Linked DNA regions of Mus musculus: region 2 is linked to region 1. A link is a loop called in an ENCODE intact Hi-C map of the cell type or tissue named here. Cell type or tissue: heart. All regions are shown on one strand. Region 1 overlaps Ppp1r12c (protein phosphatase 1, regulatory subunit 12C). Region 2 overlaps Myadm (myeloid-associated differentiation marker).

The links. A loop is a pair of places that touch in the nucleus more often than their neighbours do. Peaks named below come from ENCODE experiments on the same cell type or tissue, not always from the same donor. Only the 100,000 strongest peaks of a DNase experiment are listed, where the experiment ranks them.
Region 2: it touches region 1 in a loop (4-fold over the local background); 3 of 42 quality-filtered maps call a loop at or near these places.

Annotation. Positions count from the first base shown.
Region 1 is chr7:4,489,628-4,494,627 of GRCm38, reverse strand. Ppp1r12c (protein phosphatase 1, regulatory subunit 12C) reads left to right here. Exons shown (of 22, transcript NM_029834.3): 4 at 4,736-4,895. Among named protein-coding and RNA genes, the nearest start is that of Ppp1r12c, 9.6 kb to the left of the region's middle. In heart, a CTCF peak has its summit at 2,001; DNase peaks (open chromatin) are centred at 1,617, 1,987 and 3,177; H3K27ac peaks cover 838 bases.
Region 2 is chr7:3,297,708-3,302,707 of GRCm38, reverse strand. It overlaps Myadm (myeloid-associated differentiation marker), which reads right to left. Exons shown (of 3, transcript NM_016969.2): 3 at 3,359-5,000. Among named protein-coding and RNA genes, the nearest start is that of Prkcg, 3.3 kb to the left of the region's middle. In heart, a CTCF peak has its summit at 2,236 (motif pointing right); DNase peaks (open chromatin) are centred at 57 and 527; H3K4me3 peaks cover 2,386 bases; H3K27ac peaks cover 1,704 bases.

The DNA of each region.
Region 1 (5,000 bases):
AACAAGCAGAGGGGAAGTGGAAGCTCCTGAGTAGTAGAGCGCTTACTGAGTGTGGGCAGTCCAGTCCCCAGCACCACAGCCCAGCAAAATACGCATCCCAACATCCAGACCCGTAATGCTTATTATCTTATTAGTTACTTTAGTTAACTGACCTAGACTGTTGTGGAATTTAATGTGTAGACTAGTGTGGTCTTGAGATTCTCCTGCCTCAGCCTTTTGAGTGCTGGGGTTGTAGCAGTGAGCCACCATGCCTGGTTCTCTTTTTTACATTTTGTGGTGTTTGCAGTGAGAAAGTCCCGTGCAGGCATATTTACAGTATTTTAGGGCTTGGGTGTGGCTTAGTCCAGCCTGTGGCACTTGGCCTAGTTTGTGGATTCCTTCCTCAGAATCAGGGAGAGTAGGAACTCAATCAAGGGATGGATAAGCAAAATGTGGTCTATACAGATAGGGAAGGAGGAGACTGACTCATCTAATAGCTTGGATGAACCTTACAGGCTCAACTGAAGTAAGCTAGCCACACAGAGACAAGTGTGCAGTTCTCATTTACATGAGATACTGAGAATAATTACACTAGTAGAGCTCCCAAATTCATGGAGGCAGAGCATCAAGTGTGGTGTCCAGGTGCTGATAACACTAGGAGTAGAACTGGCTGTGGTGCCTTTAATCCTGTCACATCTCTGTAGTCCCAGCTCTCAGGAGGCAGAGGCAGGCGGATCTTTGAGTTTGAGGCCAGCCTTATCTGCATGGTGAGTTCCAGGACAGCAAGTGCTACACAGAGAGACCCTGACTCAATAAGCTAAACAAACAAGGGGTTGGGGGAGTTGGCTAGATGTCTCAGTGGGTAGAAGTGCTTGCTGTCAAGCTTGACAACTGAGTTTGATCCCGGGGACCCACATGGTGGAAGCAGAGAACTGACCTGTGATTCCCACACATATACCCAAATAAATGAATGTAATAAAAATGTGGTAGGATAGAGTTACCGTTAGAGTGACTGTTTAATGTGTGTAGAAATTTAGTTCTTCCTATGCCTGTAAGTACATGTATGTGTGCACCTATGTTTGGAGGCCAGAGGTCAAAGTGACCCTCAGCCGTACTCTTTGAGTTTTGAGACAGGGTTGCTCAGTAGCTTAGAGCTTGTTTGGCTCCCGTCTGCCTTCCCGTGCTGGGATTGCAAGTGGCCCACTGTGCCTGGCATTTTACGTTGTCCATCTGCCTCCCCGTGCTGGGATTGCAAGTGGCCCACCGTGCCTGGTGTTTTACATTGGTGCTGGGATTGAGCTCAGGCTCTCATGCTCGTGTGGTGCATGTTTTACAAACTGAGCCACCTTTCCAAGCCCAGTGTGTCAGTCTTTGGAGATGGATCTCAAATGGCAGCAGCTGCTTTGGCGGGCGTCACGTCAGGTATGTTCTCTCATTGAGGTGCTTAGCAAGGCTTCTAGCAGTGTAGTCTGCTGCGCAACTGGAACACAGTAGCCCCACCTCAGTGAGCCGCTTCTCTGTGATGCTCTGGCACATGCATTCATGTCAGACGCAGAGCCCGCCTGTCACTATGCAGGAGGACTTGTCACCCTGTGACCAGGCTTTGAGCAGAGTCACTCAGAAGCCATAGGGGGAGGGACGTCAGGATGTGGTTACCGAAGGAGGAAGAGTGGGTACTGCCAGGTCCTAGCAGTTCTGTTGTGGCTCAGGCTGCAGGGTCAGGCCTCCGCAAAACTCCTCTGGGGGACAGGATAGGAAGGGGACTGAAGTGCTTTTTGGGAAAGGTGAAGCCATCTCCTTTGACAGCTAGGGAGGACAGGACTGAATCCCACAGACAGGCACACACAATGGTCTGTGGGAGTTGTAGGTGCCAGCTTGAGTAACAGGAAGGCTGTGCCTGGAGGGAGTGCTCATGCGGGACTTGAACATGCTTGATGCTGCGGACCTGAGTTTCTGACCTGGCGTTTGTACTTGTAGGTGGTGTAAGTGCACAGGAATATTGCACAGTGTTTATTGTTGGTAAGGGAAAGGTTGGTGCTGCCACTGGACAGCGGGTGGTGCCTGATTTATAAGCAAGTGATCCCAGCAGGGGTCAGCTGACTTACCAGTGAAGGGGTGGACAGTACATATTTCAGGCCTTACAGGGCATACAGTCCCTATTATAATGACTTTACCATCTGCTATAGAGGGAAATGAGCCAAGGACAAGATGAGAAAAACCAGATGTGGCTGGATGCCATTAAAGCTTTATTTTCAGGCCGGTGAGATGGTTCAGTGGGTGACGGCACTTGACATTAGCCTGACTGCTGACTTCAGTCCCTAGGATCTACTTGGTTGGTACTTTTACCAAGTAGAAGTGACTCCTGCAAGCTGTCGCCTGACTTTACGCATGTGCTTGAGTGCACATATACATTCACACAATAAAATATATGTAATAACATTTTTTCTTACAGCAAATTCAGTGCGCGTGCACACACACACACACACACACACACACACACACACACATGTGCGCACACCCTTCATTTCATGACTAGGAATGTAAGTAAGTCAGTAGTAGAGGGGTTAGCTGCACACACTAAGGTCCTGAGTTCGAATTCTCAGCAACCATGTAGACAAGCCCAGCCAGTACCTGAAATCCTAGCAAGTTGTTGGGAGGCAGGCACAGAAGGATCCCTGTGGTTTGTAAGCCTGTCTGTCGGGCTAGCTGAATCAGTGAGGGATCCACTCACGACAAGGTAGAGGGGCTGGTGGCTTAATGGTTGAGTTCTTGCTGGTCTTCCAGTTCAGTTCCTAGCACCCACATGGGCACCTCTAACTCCAGTTCTAGAGGGACTTGACACCCTCTTCTAACCTTCGGTGGCGCCAGGCACACATGTATATAGACATACCCACAAACAGCACACATATTGTGTTACATATAGAAATCCTAATTAACAAGCCAGCCCAAAACAGCCTATACAAGAAAAACTGTGAATAACACACATAAGCAGCTCTAGCTGTGTGGAAAGCACAGGACACCCTTAAGTGTGCACAGGAATACTGGGTAGTGGTTGAAGAAAAGCAAATGTACGCCGCCCTTCCCCTTCCCTGCCACAGTCTGATAGAACTGTTCGGTGACTCCCTTTAAGGAAGCAGGAGTCTGGAGGAAGAGGGCGGTCCTGGCTTTCCCTGCTCTATTCTCTGTGACTGCACTGCAGATGGACGTTAGCCATACATTCTTCAACTCTGCCACTACAAGGGAAGTCCTAGTTGGCCAGGAGACACAAGGAGCCAGGATCCAACTGCTACCAGGTAGCTAGCGCCTAGCTACAGCTGGTGTCTGAGTGGAGTTGGTCTTGGTTTAGGATGAAAAAGAAGATCCCTAACAAACCTTGGGGATTGTTTTTTTATAACTTTGTGGTGGCAGAAGTATACAGTGTATCTGTTGAGGAAGCAGCTGCTCAACCTTGGTTGTAAGGGAGTGGAGTGAAGCTGGAAAGTTCAGCCCACTGTATTTCTGGGCTGAACTTGGAGCCTTATGTTTCCAGGCAGGCATCCTGCCACTGGACTAAACTCTGATCCCTGGTGTTTTGAGGCAGGATCTTGCTTTGTTAGTTCTAGTTGGCCTTGAACTAGTGAGTCTCTGCAGTTTACCCCCTTGTGTAGGTTTTTGTCTCGGTTTGAGCCTAGCCTTTAGCAGCTGAATCATCTCTTTAGCCCCTTGGTGTTTAGCCAGGTTCTGCCTTAAGGTCTTTGCCAGTGATACCCACTGGAGATCCTGAGTGAACCACAAATGTAGTTTGAGGTTTCTAAGTCATAGGCTGGGCATGTGGCTTAGTTGGTAAAATGCTTACCAGCTACGCATGGCCCTTAGCTTGATCCTCAGCACCATGTAAGCTAGTGTGGAAGTGCAAGCCTGTGATCCCTGGCCCGGGAGGTGCAGGCCGGTAGATAAGATGCTTATCCTCTGCTGGGTAGTGAGTCTGAGGCTCCCCTGGGAAGTAGAAAACTGTCATACACACACAGAACAAAAACAACAATAGCCAAGTTTTAAATTGGGTGCATTTAAAACAGTGAGGGGAACTGGGGCGATGGCTCAGCTAATAAGATGTTAGGTGCATGACTCTAACGGCCCAAGTTCCCATGAGCTGGTGGCACTCGTGCAGTTGTCTTCTCTCTTTTCTTTCCTCTCTCTGTCTCTCTCTCTCTGTCTCTCTCTTTCTATTTTTTTGAGACAGGGTTTCTCTGTGTACCTCTAGCTATCCTGGAAATCACTCTGTAGATCACGCTAGCCTTGAACTCAGAAATCCGCCTGCCTCTGCCTCCTGAGTGCTGGGATTAAAGGCGTGCGACACCTCGCCTGGCTGGTGCACAGTTGGACTTGCAGTGTCTAAAGCGATGGCAGAATTGTCAGGAAGCTCCCTTATGTGAAGGCACTGGACTGTGGATTGCGATGGGAGGGATGGGAGGGATGGGAAGACTTAGATGTGTCAGGTGCTGGGTTTGCCTGGGAAACTTGAGGTTTCATATTTAAAATCAAAAAACAGGTATGGGTCAAGACCTGTGGTTTCCATTCTTTAAGACCCTTGGTGGTTCCCAGGTCTGCAGAGAGCACAATTGGGAAGTCCTGCATTAGTTCAGGCCTTCTGGTCCAAGCAGAGAACTGGATGAGAGGACTCGTTGAGTCACAGGGCCAAGCTGCGACCATGAAACTGTCATGGGGGTTTCCAGGACCACCTTGTATGAGTTCACCAGTCATCGCCTCATTCCTCCAGGTGTGGATGTCGAGGCAGCCAAGCGGGCTGAAGAAGAATTGCTGCTTCATGACACAAGGTGCTGGCTGAATGGGGGTGCTATGCCAGAGGCCAGGCACCCCCGGACTGGGGCCTCTGCCCTGCATGTGGCTGCTGCCAAGGGCTACATCGAGGTGATGAGGTGAGCTAGGCCAGAGTGATTGTTTTGTGTCTCTGCTGTTGCCTCAGCACTTGAATCCAATCTGTCCAAGGCTGCAGAACTGACAAGAAACTGCAGCACACCACC
Region 2 (5,000 bases), 1.2 Mb after region 1:
TGCGGTCCCCCCCCTGTTCCATGTGACTCTGGCTCTAGTGGTCTCTCCTTCTTTCCCTGTGACTGTCTCTGGGGGGATATTGACCCTTTTCGGTGTCTCCTTGGGACTGTCTTCGGGGGAATCTCGACTCTCCTCTTTGTCGTCTCTCCCTCCTTTGCCTCCCCGAGACTCCGTCTCTGGGATTCTCCCCACTCTGTCTATGGCTTTCCAGCCCTGGAGGTCTCTCCTTTATCCACGTCTCCCTGTAACTCTCCATCTCTGAGGGCCTGTCCCCTCCGTATCTCCCTATGACTATAGCAGAGTGTATTTCTTGACTCTGGATCTCCCTATGCTCTGTCTTGGGTGTCTCTCGTGTTTCCCTGTGACTCTCCACCTGAGTGGTTCTCCCAACTCAGTGTCACCCTGGGATTTCCTATGCACACGCCCAGGTCTCTCCTCCCCTGAGTTCTTCCCCAGGTCACGCCCCACGATGCGCCTTTCTTGAGGTTCCAGTCTTCCTACGGATCCATTCTGGCAGGAAGCCGTTCTAGGGAATCCTGGCCCGCCAGAGGCTGTCGAGCTCAGTGCACTCTGGGACTTATAGTTGGGGCCCTCGTGTACGCTATTCTTGGGACGCAAAGGAAAACTACTCCCGGCGTGCAATGCCGGCGGCTGCGGTGGCGCGGGTGTCGGTTCAGCAACACGTCGTTTTTGCGGTTTTGCTGAGGTCGCAGTGGAGTCGGAATTCCAGAAGGTGCAGGGGAGGTGAAGGAATTAGAGTCAGTCCTCAAGCACCCTTCTGAACACAGAGTTCTCTGACCAACCTGCAAGCCTATTTATTGATGTCTGTGGTTTTCTGGGGCAACGGGTGAAGGGCACTGGGGGTACAGCTTCTTCCTCTGTTGCTTTCCCGAGTTAAAGCAGCAGATCACTGGACGCTACAGTTCTATTTTGTTGTTGTTGTTGTTGTTTAAATAAGGGCTTGAACACTTTTAATCCCAGGCAGAAGCAGGAGGACCTCTGTGAGTTTGATGCCAGCCTGATCTACATAGCAAGTTCCAGACCAGCCAGAGCTACACGGTATCTGTCTGATAAATAAATAAATAAATAAATAAATAAATAAGTAAGTAAGTAAGTAAATCTTTGTGTATTTCCTGTCTGGCTTCAAACTTGCTAGGTAATCAAAGATAACCAACATCTGAGCTTCCTGCCTTTACCTCCCAAGAACTGGGTTTATAGGCATCTATCATCACCCGTGGGGTAGGGAAGTGTTCAGATACTGGAGATTGCCCCTGGGACCTTGTGTTTGCTCGGCAAGCACTCTACCAACTGATCCACACAACCCTCTAGCTATTCTTTCTGGTGTCTTCCAGAAGGTATTCTTGAACCAGGACGGGAAGGAGTGGATGCGATGGCCTCTTGAGAAGAGGAATTGGTGTAGATACGTCTTGGTAAGCACTGAAGAAATAAAGACTTCTCACCCCAAAGTGTGTGTCCTCACTGGCTCTTCTCCCATGTACTTCCTGTTAGGTCTCAAACCTGGGGCAAATGGTTAACTGAGGTGCCTATTTAACATATCAAAGCAGAGCTCTCCCAGCATCCCTCAGTCACGACCAGTTACAGAATACGGCTGGTATATCTCAACCCCCTACCTTAAACTCCTTCAGTTCAGGAGCTGGGCTGCCTGCCCTTCCACCAGTTGCTCTCCCCTCTATATCCCAGCCATTTTGGTTACCAGGCCCTTTTTGTCCTGGCCTCTTGGTCTCCTAGCTTCCCCGCTCTCCTTACATGGCCCACCTCAGAGTCACTTTGGACTCTCCTAGATGTCCCTGCCTCTGGCTATGCCTCCCTTTTATCAACAATAAACCTTCTCCTCCTCCACTATACCTAAGAGCAGTCCTTTCCTTTTATTTACTTTTCATTCACTTCCAAACTTATTCCAAATGTTTTCCAAGTTACCTTTGTGTGGGCACAGGTGCAAAAAGAGATTGTATGATCCTGAAATTTCTTTATGTGTGTGATCATGGAGGCCAAAGGATATCAGGGTTTTTTGTTTGTTTGTTTTTTTCGAGGCAGGGTTTCTCTGTGTAGCCCTGGCTGTCCTGGAACTCACTACCAGGCTAGCCTTAAAGTCAGAAATTCGGCTGCCTCTGCCTCCCAAGTGCTGGAATTAAAGGCATGTGCCACCACACCCAGCCTGGTGTCAGTGGTTTTAATCTGAGCTATCTCTCCTGATTGTAGCTGTGAGCTCAGCTCCTGAAGGGGGCGCTATGAACTGGACGCAAGCATTTTTTTTTTTTTTAATTGCAAAATCACCTCTCAGCACTGGGACATTGTATTTCTGAATTGCCCAAGTGGTATTTTCTTCCTGAATCTGTGTGTATTGCTAGGGACAGGCCTGCCAGGGCCTTTGTACATGCTAAGCAAGTACTTTCCCTCTAAGCTACTTGCCAAACCATAGTGCCTTGTGTTTCTCAAGGGACTTTCTGTGGGAGAAATTGCATTCTTGTCTTTCCTAGTCAACGTTCCTAGTTTCTTTTTAAGATTATAAAATGTATGTTCCTGTGAGTGTAGTCGTGGAGGCCAGAAAATGGCACCATCTGTCATTTCCTTCACTGCGTATTTGTCTAAGGCAGGAAGCCAGCAAGCCCAGTGACTCTCTGTGCCCCCACCTTTACCATGGGGGGTGTTGCATGCATTTGAGGGGATGTTCAGCTTGTTTCTTGGGTCTGGGACCTGAACCCTGGTTCTCACGGTGCCAAAGCAAGTGCTTTCAACAACCCCTGAGCGCCCAAGGCTCCCACACCCCCATTTTGAAGAATTAAGAAGACTATCCGGCTATGGTATATAGCTCGGATGGTAAAGTGCTTGCCCAGCATGGGCCAGTCTCTGGGCTCAGTCCCCAAAACTGCATAAACGGGGTGTGGTGGCTTTTACTTGTAATCCCAGCACTGGAGGAGGTAGGACTTGGCTACATATTGAGTTTGAGGCCAGCCTTGTCTACATGAGACCAGCTTAAAGGGGTGGGGATTCGGGGAGGCTGGAGAGATAGTTCAGTGGTTCTCCTCTACAGGACCTGGGTTCAATTCCCTGTACCCACATGGCAGCTCACAACTGTCTGTAACTCCCGTTCCAGGGGACCCAATACCCTCACAGACATGCATGCTGGCAAATCAACAATGTACATAAAATTAAAATAAATACATAACTTTGGGGGGGGGGAGACCCAGGCTCTGCCACTGTTTTCTGATGAGGCCAAGGTTGTCTTAGTCCTACGCCCCTTCTGTCATCAAACTGAAGAATCTGAGTCTCACCTCTCTCTTGGAGTCCTTCATTCCTCCCCACCCACCCGGAGAGAAAGAAAGCATGAGTCTTCCTGTTATCATTATATTGAGGGTTTTTTTTGTTTTTGTTTTTTAAAAAAAGAACATTATGGATGTGAGGGGTGGGAAAGGGTGACTGACAGCAGGAGCTACAGGAACCCAAAGCTCCAGAAAATTAAAATATATATATATATATTTATACATTTATTTATCCATATATACCTAGTAATGTCAAAGAAGCAGAAAGCAGCAGCAAGAAGCAAGCAGCACATGAGAGGACCCGGGTTCATGTACAGCACACACAAGCCATTCCAATCCTGTTACTCCCAAACCTACCCTGTAGCCCAAGAAAAGATGTCTAAGGACCTTCTCTCTTTAACGGGGCTACACAACGAGGGTATGGTGGTATATCTGTACTCTCAGCACCCAGAAGGTGGAGCCAGAAAGACAAGGGTTCAATGGAAGCCTCACCTACACAATTATGTTTGAGACCAGAATGGGCCACATTAAGAAAATCTCTAAAGCTATTAAAAAAAAAAAAAGGGCTTTTTAGTTGATTGCTTTGTTTGTGTTCAGAAAAGGAAAAGATGAGCTTAATGATCTTAATGCCTTTAAGGCCGGCAAAGGCTCCTTCTCTTCTCATTCCTGCTAAAGCAGACCTTGTTATTTTTAACACTGAGATAAGCGAGCAGCCATTACTGACGCTCAGAAATACTTCAGAGTTGTCTTAAGACCATATGGGTGGCCTGGCAGTGATGGCACACACCCTTAAGCCCAGCACCAGGGAGGCATAAGCAGGCAGATATCTTGAGTTAGAGGGCAGCCTCGTCTACAGAGCAAATTCAGGACAGCCAAGGCTACACAGAGAAACCCTGGGGGTGGGGGGAGGGACAGAGACACAGAGAGAGATACCATGTGGATATTTTTGTTGGGTTTGTTTAAATAGCACAGAGAATCGTTTAGGAAAAGGTGCCCATCCATTGCTTCATCTAGGGTATCTATCCTCTAGGTGGTGGGCTTTCAGTAAGCCTGGTAAAAAAAATCTAGAGCCAATTTGGTGCAACGTTGAGTGACAAGTAGAGGCAGAGACTGCATAATGCTGACTTCTGGCCACCGGGAATTGCTGACCTCCAGGATTTTGTTTGCTTTGTTTTGAATTTAAAGGAGAGGTACATTATATGGCCTGCTTCCCAATCCCCTTAACACACACACACACACACACACACACACACACACACACACACACACACACAGACTAAGGCACAGCTAAGGCAGGCAGGCAGGCAGGCATGCTTTGGCAATGAGGCCCCTAAAGAGACCCTTGGAGTAAAGAACTGCAAAAGAGTGTGGGTAACTGTAAAGGAGTGTGGGATGTGTGGGGCCAGCACCTTTGAGGGGTGAGGGAAAGAAAGCAAGATTTCTTAGGGCTCCCAAGAAAATAAGCAGGTGATAAAACCCACAGGAAAGACTATAGAGATAGAAAAAAAATGAACGAGGCAAACTGTGGAGCCACAGCTCAAGGGTAAAACAGGCATACCAGAAGAGGAAAGGTAAGAAAGAGATAGAAAAGGCAAACGGGGAATAAGGAAGACTATACATATCTAACAGGGAAGAGGAAATGGGAGGGAGATGAGAAAACAGGATGGTACCAATCACCTGGGTAATCAACTGGTTGAAGAGGCTGCAAGGAGAGATGGG